Linked DNA regions of Homo sapiens: all the other regions are linked to region 2. The links are chromatin loops, found by intact Hi-C in ENCODE. Cell type or tissue: IMR-90. All regions are shown on one strand. Region 1 has its middle 120 kb from the start of MBOAT1. Region 2 overlaps E2F3 (E2F transcription factor 3). Region 3 overlaps LOC101928573 (a long non-coding RNA gene). Region 4 overlaps CDKAL1 (CDKAL1 threonylcarbamoyladenosine tRNA methylthiotransferase).

Region 1 (2,500 bases), 310 kb after region 2:
CATCACAATGTGGAGATTGAGGCCTCCTTCTCTGAACCGTTTAACCCTTTGCCTGGCGAGTGACTGTTTGTTTAGCCTCTCAGTAAATGGGATGTATTTGTTCTTCCTAAGAAGTTAAGGTGGCGATTGCTGAGCATTCTAAGCATTCAGAGTGTGAATGAATGAATGAACAAATAAATGAATGCTCGACTTCCTAATTCAACATGGAAATCACCAGAAATTCTTGATTAATTCTTCCCAGCTTTAGAGCATTCAGCCTCAGGCTTCATTTAAAGTCTACATTTTTTGCGGTATCTCTTGAGGTAGATTTAAGAGAAAACAAGGAAGTGGTCCCAAAACGTATGCAAAATAACTAAGCCTTTCTCAATGATGAACAAGAAATTCCCTCTGTCCAAAGGATCTAAAATTCTTGACTTGGAATGGGATTTTTCTGAAGTGGTGTGAAATATGGACCTTTAAGGCAAAACAGCTTTTTTGGCCTATAAAGTTGAATGATCCCCAAACCCACCAAGCAGCTTCTTTTTATGAATGAGCTTCCTTCCTTCTCAGCCCCATCAAACTTGAATGGCTAATTGATGAAGATTATTTATCAACAATTTCAATAAGAAATGTTAGGAAGGGGAATCTAATAGAGAATGCCAATAAAATACATCAAACTCTAAAACTTTCTAGGACTGTTAAAAATCAATCTACAAGCATCAGTTGATCTCATGAATAAAATATTTCCATCAAAATAAATTTGAAGTTTATTTTATCAATGTTAAATATAGCTGAAGTTGAAATATCAAGCTTGGTTAACATTATTTTGGTGTATAAAAACTTTTAAGAACTTGAAATGATGATTTGCAAACTGGAGTCTCATGATACTTAAAAAAAAATACCAATAAGCCCAGGACAGCCCTGAACTGAATAATTAAATGCATTAATAGCTTATGTAAACTCACTGCAGTAATTTGAACCTTATTCCCGGTAAGGAAGGTGTGAGGCAAACATTTCAAGAAGAAAGCACTATTTAAAACCCCAGTGTGCTGCCTTTTGGATGTTGCTGAATCACTGTTTTTTTGTGAATCTGAAGCAATGAGAGAGGTAGAATTACAAGAAAGTGCTGAGAGAAAGCTTTGCAAACAGAGCAGGGTAACAGAGTAGTCAAAGTGTCAATCCTGCCTTTGTTTTTGCTGAGAAGTCCCTGGAAACAGGTGAGTGATTGACTTCTTGATTAATGCTTCCCAGCTTAAGAGCATTCAGCCTCAGCCTTCATTTAAAGTCTACGTTTTGCAGTATCTCTTGAGGTAGATAGACTTAAGAGAAAACAAGGAAGCAGTCCCAAAACACATGCAAAATAACTAAGCCTTTCTCAATGAGGAACAAGAAATTCCCTCTGTCCAAAGGATCTAAAATTCTTGACTTAGAATGTGATTTTTCTGAAGTGGTGTGAAGTAGTGACATCTTGTGGCCATGTGAGGTAATTTCTGATGATTTCCATGTTGAATTAGGAAGTCAAGCATTCATTTGTTCATTCATTCATTTGTTCATTCACACTCTGAATGCTTAGAATGCTTAGCAATTGCCACTTTAACCTCTGGTTTTTTTTTGTTTGTTTGTTTTGGAGATGGAGTCTTGCTCTGTCGCCCAGGCTGGAGTGCAGTGGTATGATCTCGGCTCACTGCAACCTCCGCTTCCTGGGTTCAAGCGATTCTCCTGCCTCAGCCTCCTGAGTAGCTGGGACTACAGGTGTGTGCCACCATGCCAGGCTAATTTTTGTATTTTTTAGTAGAGACAGGGTTTCACTGTATTGGCCGGGCTGGTCTCGAACTCCTGACCTCGTGATCAGCCCGCCTCAGCCTCCCAAAGTGCTGGGATTACAGGCGTGAGTCACTGTCTGGTGTTTCTTTTGAACAGTAAATGATAGTCTTTCGGAGTAAAGGTCAGATTTTAATGACCCTATTGCTATAGGGTCAAATAATGAATTGTTTCCCTGCCCTGTCCTCTCTCCACTGTAGGAAAAAAGCACACAGGAGGGTGTGTAAACTCCAAGGAGCAGAGATGCTGAAGGCAAAATAGCTTCATTTAAGGCAAATTTCTGCCTCTACATGCTGTGTGACCATAAAAAAAGTGAGCAACCGGCTCTGAATACTTTTCTTCTTAGGAGGAATGCTAGCAATTATAATTACTCTTCAGAATTGTGGGGATTAAATGAGTTAAACCATAATATGAGTTATGAAGCTGACAGAATTCTCAAATGATGATATAGTGGAAATAGGTCATTGTGATATGGGGTCATATAAGTTCTTTGGAGATCAAGTTTCTTGTGTGTAAAAGGTGGGTATTAAATAAGCTGACCAGCATGGTTGCTTCTGCTTCTAACATTCCATAATTTGATGTTTTTCTTCACACTCTTCTGAACCTCTTTATTTCCAGTAGTGAGCTTCTCAACACTTATTTTTTGGCCTATAACTTTGTAGTATTTTGTTTCCTAGGTAATAAGTTCTGAATGACTTAA
Region 2 (2,500 bases):
TTTTTTGAGACGGAATCTCGCTCTGCCGCCAGGCTAGAGTGCAGTGGCGGGATCTCAGCTCACTGCAACCTCCGCTTCCCAGGGTCAAGCGATTTTCCTGCCTCAGCCTCCTGAGTAGCTGGGATTACAGGCGCGCACCACCACACCCAGCTAATTTTTGTATTTTTAGTAGAGACGGGGTTTCACCATGTTGGCCAGGATGGTCTGGATCTCTTGACCGCGTGATCCGCCCCCCTCGGCTTCCCAAAGTACCGGGATTACAGGCATGAGCCACAGCGCCCGGCCAGTAGAAATAGCTCTTAAAAGTGTAGATAACCGGCCAGGCGTGGTGGCTCACGCCTGTAATCTCAGCTACTCAGGAGGCTGAGGCAGGAGAATGCTTGAACTCGGGAGGCGGAGGTTGCAGTGAGCCGAGATCGTGCCATTGCACTCCAGCCTGGGCGACAGAATGAGACTCCGTCTCAAAAAAAAAAAAAAAAAAAATGCAGATAACCAATGATTCAGCATACATTGCAATCATATAAAAAATGCTTCTGAATATGTATATGAGTAACATTTATATTCCTGTAATGAAAAACCTTTTGTGTGCACATAAACTCAAAAGGATATTATTATTCCTGGAATAATAATTTCATGTCAAGGAGAATAAAGTTTTGAAATAACTTGGAAGATGGTGAGGGTAATTTAGTATACTTTAAATACTTAAATACAATGAACTAGATATAATAAACCTGGCTTGAAAGATAGTCTTAGGGACCTGGCCCAACAAACACTGTTAAAATTTTTTAAAAATCAACTTGAAGCTCTCATAATTTCCCATTATCAAAACTACCCCCTGCAAATCTGTGAATCTAATCCAAGAAGTATGTCAATAGCTGGTTGTTTAAGGTTAGGTTTATGAAATAGTAACAGAACTGTGCAGGGGTCAAATATGCTTAAAATATGTCCAAACATGCTTAGGTCAAGTCAGTAAGAGTATCTGAAGCTAATAAAAGCATGGAATATTCTTGCGACTGAAAACCCAGCACACCGGATACTGCTATGTCTAAGCAGGTACTGTGCTCCGTTTCCCCCCTGCTGGCAGACCCTAGTCACTAAAAAACGATGAGCTTCTTTGACTAAGACTACATCACACATGCCCAGCAAGTATCTCTGGGGCTGGAAAGCAGTTAAGACCGAACCCGGGGAGAAACTGGGAACAGGAAAGAAATAAAAAACGCCTCATTATTCCCAAACCCATCCCATTTCCCAAAGTGCTGCCTATGTGCTGACTTTCTTAAAGACTCCCGCAAAATCTTGATTCTCCAAAAATTAAACCCATTTGGAGCTGAGACAAGGTGAGGTCCACGCCTGGTATAATCAGGCTACCATGGATCTAACTGAGTCTGGTTCGGTTCTAGCCCCGTGGAGGCCAAGCCTCACCACGAGGGTGAAGACCCGGAGGCATGGAGGAAGGGAATGAAGGAGAGAAAAGGAGAAAGGGGAGACCTCCGGGCCACACTTCTTTCTAGTACCAACAAAAAGAGAAGCCGCATACTGACCTAAATCATCTCTCAAAGGCGCTTTATAAATTACAGGGACAAAGGGAGGGGGTGGCGGGTGGCCTGGGAATCCTACAGACACCCTACCCTCTGACCCACCCCCCTCCCCCTCCAGCACAAGGGAAGGAAGACAGAAAACAGAGCTCAACTCGGCCATTGGCGAGAAGCCCCCTCCGGTTTTCTATCGCCCATCCATCCGCCCCCTAGAAAAAAAATCCACGTAAACACCATACCCACCCCCTGGGGCAGACACTCCCGCCCCGAGGTTCCTAGAACCGGAGGCCGGGGCATTTACTTAGTTAGATTTTTCTTGCTTACTCATTTCCCTCGAGCACCCAACCCCCCGTTCCCACTCCAAAACCCCGCTCAACCGCCTACCCTCACCGCTTCAGCCCCCAACAGAATCCGGTGCCCCCGCGGCGTCGGCGGCCCCCGAGCCGTCCCGGTCACTAACCTGCTGCTGTAAGGGCATTTCCGAAACCAGCCTGGCTCCGGGGGGAGGTGGGGGGCCGGCTGGAGAGGGGGCCCGGAGGGCCGAACAGACCGGCGGCGCAGGGCGAGGGCGGGCGCCGGTGGGGGGGTGGGGAGAGGAGAGGGAGGGTGGCGGTGCCGGGGGCGGGTGCGAGGGCGCCGGGACCGTCCCAGGCCAGGGAGCCGGCGAGCAGGAGGAAGTGGGTGCCCCCCTCTCCCCCTCCAGCGCCCCCTCCCGCCGCCGCCTCCTCCCCAGTCACAGGCGCGTCCTGCGCGCACGTGTGCGAAACGTCACCGGCGGGTCCCGGAGAGAGGGACAGACCCAGGCGGCGGGACGGGAACCCAGCTGCCCCCGCCCTCCGTCGCCGGGGGGCGGAGAGGGGGACAGGGCGGGGAAGGAAGGGGCAAGGGGAGAGGCGGGTCAAGGGCAGGCCCGGGGCCCGGCGAGGAAGGCCTGGGCGCTTGGGCCACGCGGGCGCCGCCGCTGC
Region 3 (2,500 bases), 110 kb after region 2:
CATGAATCCTATTAAGAACTGCGCATGTGAGGGATCTAGGTTGTGAGAATCCTTATGAGAATCTAATTCCTGATGATCTGTCACTGTCTCCCATCACTCCCAGATGGGACCATCTAGTTGCAGGAAAACAAGCTCAGGGCTCCCACTGATTCTACATTATAGTGAGTTGTATAATTATTTCATCATATGCTACAATGTAATAATAATAGAAACAAAGTGCACCAATAAATGTAATGAGCTTGAATAATTCTGAAACCAACCCCCTCCCCGTCCCATCTGGGGAAAAATTGTCTTCCAAGAAGGCAATCCCTGATGCCACAGCAACTGGGGACTGCTGCTTTACATTATGTATATCACTGAATCTTTACAACTGCTTTATGGAGCAGGTACTATTATTATTCCCATTTTACAGATAAGGAAAGAGACTGGCAGAGTAAGAGACTGACCCATGGTTACACATAGCTACTAAGAATTGGAGCCAGGGTTCAAACCCAGACACATAGACCCCAGAGCCTGCTCTGGCCACGTCCTAGTTGGCTGGTGCCAAGAAGCTCGGCAGATTCTTGGTTGGCTGGTACATTGAAAAGATCAGATCTGTGGGTTGCATTTGTCAGTGGAAGCCATTTGAAAGAATGAGTTATGCAAGAGCAACCTAGTGCTGACGATATGGGTTGATAAAGAGGCTAAGACTGCTGCTATACTTGCACCCTTTGAAAAGATAATAAAACTGGAATGTAAACTCATTTTCACTTCTCAATAGTTTATAAGGAATACAAGGCTTAAATTCACATTTTTAAAAAAGGTATATGCAGGTTGAATCCCTTTTAGTCTCCACTTTTCAGCAAAGTTTACCGAAAATAAAATCCATTTACTGCTGACACTGGAATTGCCTTGTGTGGGTAGTTCATGTGGCTTCTATTTTACTCTATAGACAGGAAAATTTGTTATTCTTTATACACTATCTCTAAGAATTTATTATTGAAATGGGATTAACAACATAAAAATAGTACTGAAGAAAAGCAGATCTTAATTTGGATCGTGTTTTATCAATTCCAGGAGCAGCCCATGATTATAAAAATACCTTCAACCTCCTTAAACATGGATTCACCCTTCCGGTGTGGGCTTAGGGCAGGGTGACCTTTCCCTTTTGATGACCGCCCTCTTGTGGTGAACTGTGAGTATGCACGTCTCCATCTTCAAGATGCTTTGTGAGACGGGAACAGTGTTTTGTACAGAGCATTCCCTGACATCCGGGGTGAGGAGAAGTACTCCCTGCATGATCCTAGTTCTTGAGTAGTCTCTGATGTTCTTTAAACATAAGGGCAAATGTGTTGTTTTTATTTCTAGACTTTATTTTTTGACCGTGTATTTTTATGCCCACTGCTGTTACTGTGACCAATTTTAGTTATAATTATTTTCTCTTTCTATTTTATGGAGGATAATTAGCGAATGGAAATAGAAAAAAATTTAAATAGGTTTAAAAAGGCTTTACATTTTAAATTCGAAGTTCACTCCTTATCCAGAAAACTCCCCATTTTTGTGTTAAAAGCATAAAAAATGTATGTTTAAGGATGAGAAATAACAGAATGTCTTGGGATTTTGAATTCCTCTCATTCAGAAGCTGTCTGAAGGTCAGTGGGAAAATGAGGTTTGGAGGTGATGTAGAATGATTGTGTAAGCTCTCAGCATGTGTCGCTCATGCATGGACACTTGATACTATGCCTCCTGGAAAATGATCATGGATGGTATGCGGAGACCCTACTCCTGATTGCAATCCGTCATATATAATGGCTGCCATTTTAATTTCACTAAATCAAGGGTCAACGTCTCAGGCTTATTTTATGATACACTGAAAAGGTTTTGGATCTTTGGAGTCAAAGAGAACTGAACTTAAATCTAAACTCTGACACTTACTGTGACTTTAGGCAAATTATTTAATCTCTCTTGTTGCAACAAAAAGACAACAATTCCCACTTTGTAGGGTCAGGTAACTCAAAGGAGTCAATGAGTATGTAAGCTGGGCCAGAGCCTTTTGCGGAAGTCATTGCACGAAAGCTCCCTTCCCTCCTGCCTCCCCACCCGCTCATCGCTTATTTATTATAGTGTAGCTGGGAAGACAAGACACACACTGAAATATGGAACAGGCAGAAAATAATAAATTGAAAATGATTTGGTGTGTACACCCAGATTTCCTTATATTATCAATTTGTCTTCATATGTTTGGAGGCTATATCAATAAAGTCTATAAATATGGAATTATATCTTCCTGGAGAGTTGAGGCTCTGGCAAACACTTTCACGTAAGGTAAACCCTAATAATGTTGTTTTCCTGAGAAGCTCGTTTGTTTGATATTCCATGAGTACGCCAGCTCTCTTTTGGCTAATATTTGCCTGGTTCAGGTCTGTGATTCCATATCTGCAGTTCTGAAAACCAAAAAGCTTGGAAAACAAAGTTATTTTTATAATTCTTTTGGCAGCAAAACCTGATCTATGCCAATGTA
Region 4 (2,500 bases), 410 kb before region 2:
GTATACGTAAGTCGGACTCTTCAAATAACGCTCTAGAAAGACTACTGACAGCATGTCAAAATAATCTATTAATAGGAGCCAACTTGAAGGAGCCTCCACTAGCCAATAAGCAATAGTTTGAAGCACATTAGAAATGCTTTTCTAAAGAAAATCCCCCAAGTGCATAATGATTCATGGTTAAAAATTAAAACAAAAACAAACCATAATACTTAACAATTACCTTTGCAGAATGTTGGAGAACCAATTCATTTTTTAATATCTTAAATAAAACCAAAGGAATTAGGCATTCGTCCTACCTTTCTATAGAAACTATAAAGCAGGGTAACCAAATTTTTAAAAAAATTCTTTTCAGAGGAATTCCAACTAAAACATGAAGAAGCAATAAAATTAAAATATCAAAATTTTGCAATCCTTAATAAAATAATGGATCCAGGCCAGAGGTCGACAAACTATAGCCAGCTTGCCAAATCTGGCCTATACCCTGATTACGTATGACCAGGGATCTAAGGATGGCTTTTATATTTGTAAAGGGATGTAAAAAGAAACAAAATTGTTTGATAGACATTTTTGTGACTTGCAAGCCTAAAATATTTATTATCTCACCCATTACAGAATATGTTTGTCTGCCCCTAATTGAGCCAACAGTCCAGGCTTTTTTTTTTTTTTTTTTACTACTAGGTAAAAAATTGATAAAATCTTACAAAGGCTGGATCAAGTTAACAACACATAACCCGCAGATTAGCAAAAGTAAGAGGAGTAGACATGAGACCCTGTTATGATGTAATATGCAGTGTACAGCACCAGCTATGAAGCATGCTTGCCATAATGCTGAATTCTGGTCAAGTGCCTAGATTTGATTTCCAGTTTACAACACAATCTGGGGATAAAGACACACATTAAATAACACCATGAGGATGCAATTAGCAAAATCCAGAATGTGGAAAACTACAGGACAAATGAAATGGTTTCCTTAAATAAACTGCAAAAAACGAAGAAAGAAAAAAATGAAACAACAGACAAAAAGATACTTAAGACACAAGGTGAGTAAAGGGTTAACATTCGCCAGGGCTGAGTCAGACTTTCCTGGGAATGACCTCAGCGTCTCGACATTTATCTCCTTGGTAACAACAGAATTAAGATAAATGCAGAATGTTAAGTCAGCCTCATCTGCTGTATAGAATTGCCCCGGATGGAGAAAGCTAGGAAATGGTACACAGGCCTTGGGCCTACTTAACTAAAATGACCTAAAAAATCAGTGAAAAATCAAGGCTGGGTCTTTGCTTGATAAGGTAGCATCCACACACCTTGGCTCTTGTCCATGGCAGTCAAAATATTCTATTTAGATGAGAAAAGAGCTGTACATTAGGGTAACTGCTAGGTTTCCTGAGATGAAGACGTTGTACCTGCTATGTCTCCTGCTCATATTCCTTACATGAATCTAAATAAAAATAGTATTGAAGCCATTTCAGTCTTACAAGTCTGATGGCCAAGTTGGACAAAGAACCAGAGCTGTGGTGGCACAGACCCAAAGCGTTGCAGGGATCTTGTTTGGGTCCTAATTCAAAACAAAGAATTGTAAATACTGGGGGTAGGGTGGGTGAGAAAAGGAGATAAAGAGGGCGAATGAACAAGAGCACTAACTGTGAAAGCTTGGAGACTGACTAGATGTTTAATGATATTAAGGAAACCTAATTAATTTTATTTTAGATGTGACAATGTTATTGGGTTGTTTTGTTTTCCAGAGAGAGGAGAGAGAATGAATAAACACTTTTTTTTTTTAGCAATATATTACACACACACACACACACACACACACACACACACACACCCATACATACACACATAATCTTTTTTTTAAAAAGAGAGTGTCTCACTCTGTCAGCCAGGTTAGACTGCAGTGGAATGATCATAGCTCACTGCAGCCTGGAACTCCTGGGCTCAAGCGATCCTCCCACCTCAGCCTCACGAGTAGCTAAGACCACAGGCAACAGGTGCGTAACATGACACCACGTGTGTGTGTGTGTGTGTGTGTGTGTGTGTGTGTGTGTGTGTGTGTGTGTGTGACAGAGAGAGAGAGAGAGAGAGAGACTCTCACTATGTTGCCCAGGCTGGTCTCAAACACATAACTGGTATATTAACTAATTAAATGATACAACAACTCCTGCACTTTGCTTCAAAACAATTTAGTTGTGCTGGGGCAAGAGAAGGGGCAAGGGTGGTGGAAGACAGATAAAATAATTTGGATTGCCCATGAGTTGATAATTGCTGCAGCTAGGTAAGTACTTGAGGGTTCATTATACCATCTTCTCTTTCTATGTGTTTGAAGTGTTCTATAATGGTTTAAAAGAGTTAAAACTGTGGAAGAGCAGAGGGTAGAAAAATAGGACACAATTGAAGGATCACTATCAGTCTGCGGGGCTGTCCATCTAAAAGTTTAGATGTGATTCAGCCTCCTTAGAAATGTCTTCATCTATCTTTAAACCAACTTGATGCTTGTTTT

The links. A loop is a pair of places that touch in the nucleus more often than their neighbours do. Peaks named below come from ENCODE experiments on the same cell type or tissue, not always from the same donor. Only the 100,000 strongest peaks of a DNase experiment are listed, where the experiment ranks them.
Region 1: a loop joins it to region 2, with 5 times the contacts of the local background. A loop is called at or near these places in 21 of 110 quality-filtered maps.
Region 3: it touches region 2 in a loop (3-fold over the local background); 58 of 110 quality-filtered maps call a loop at or near these places.
Region 4: a loop joins it to region 2, with 7 times the contacts of the local background. A loop is called at or near these places in 2 of 110 quality-filtered maps.

Annotation. Positions count from the first base shown.
Region 1 is chr6:20,091,166-20,093,665 of GRCh38, reverse strand. No RefSeq gene overlaps it. Among named protein-coding and RNA genes, the nearest start is that of MBOAT1, 120 kb to the left of the region's middle. RefSeq lists an enhancer at 970-1,473. In IMR-90, a CTCF peak has its summit at 1,450 (motif pointing left); no DNase peak of the experiment used is centred here.
Region 2 is chr6:20,403,328-20,405,827 of GRCh38, reverse strand. All of the region lies in intron 1 of E2F3 (E2F transcription factor 3), which reads right to left. Among named protein-coding and RNA genes, the nearest start is that of E2F3, 2.7 kb to the right of the region's middle. RefSeq lists a silencer at 1,995-2,500. In IMR-90, a CTCF peak has its summit at 1,075 (motif pointing left); DNase peaks (open chromatin) are centred at 1,077 and 2,277; H3K4me3 peaks cover 1,698 bases; H3K27ac peaks cover 1,672 bases.
Region 3 is chr6:20,290,532-20,293,031 of GRCh38, reverse strand. The region is part of intron 1 of LOC101928573 (a long non-coding RNA gene); the gene reads right to left. Among named protein-coding and RNA genes, the nearest start is that of MBOAT1, 79 kb to the right of the region's middle. RefSeq lists a silencer at 1,035-1,336. In IMR-90, a CTCF peak has its summit at 1,158 (motif pointing left); a DNase peak (open chromatin) is centred at 1,161.
Region 4 is chr6:20,809,956-20,812,455 of GRCh38, reverse strand. All of the region lies in intron 8 of CDKAL1 (CDKAL1 threonylcarbamoyladenosine tRNA methylthiotransferase), which reads right to left. Among named protein-coding and RNA genes, the nearest start is that of CDKAL1, 280 kb to the right of the region's middle. RefSeq lists an enhancer at 1,501-2,095. In IMR-90, no CTCF peak of the experiment used is centred here; a DNase peak (open chromatin) is centred at 1,095; H3K27ac peaks cover 1,226 bases.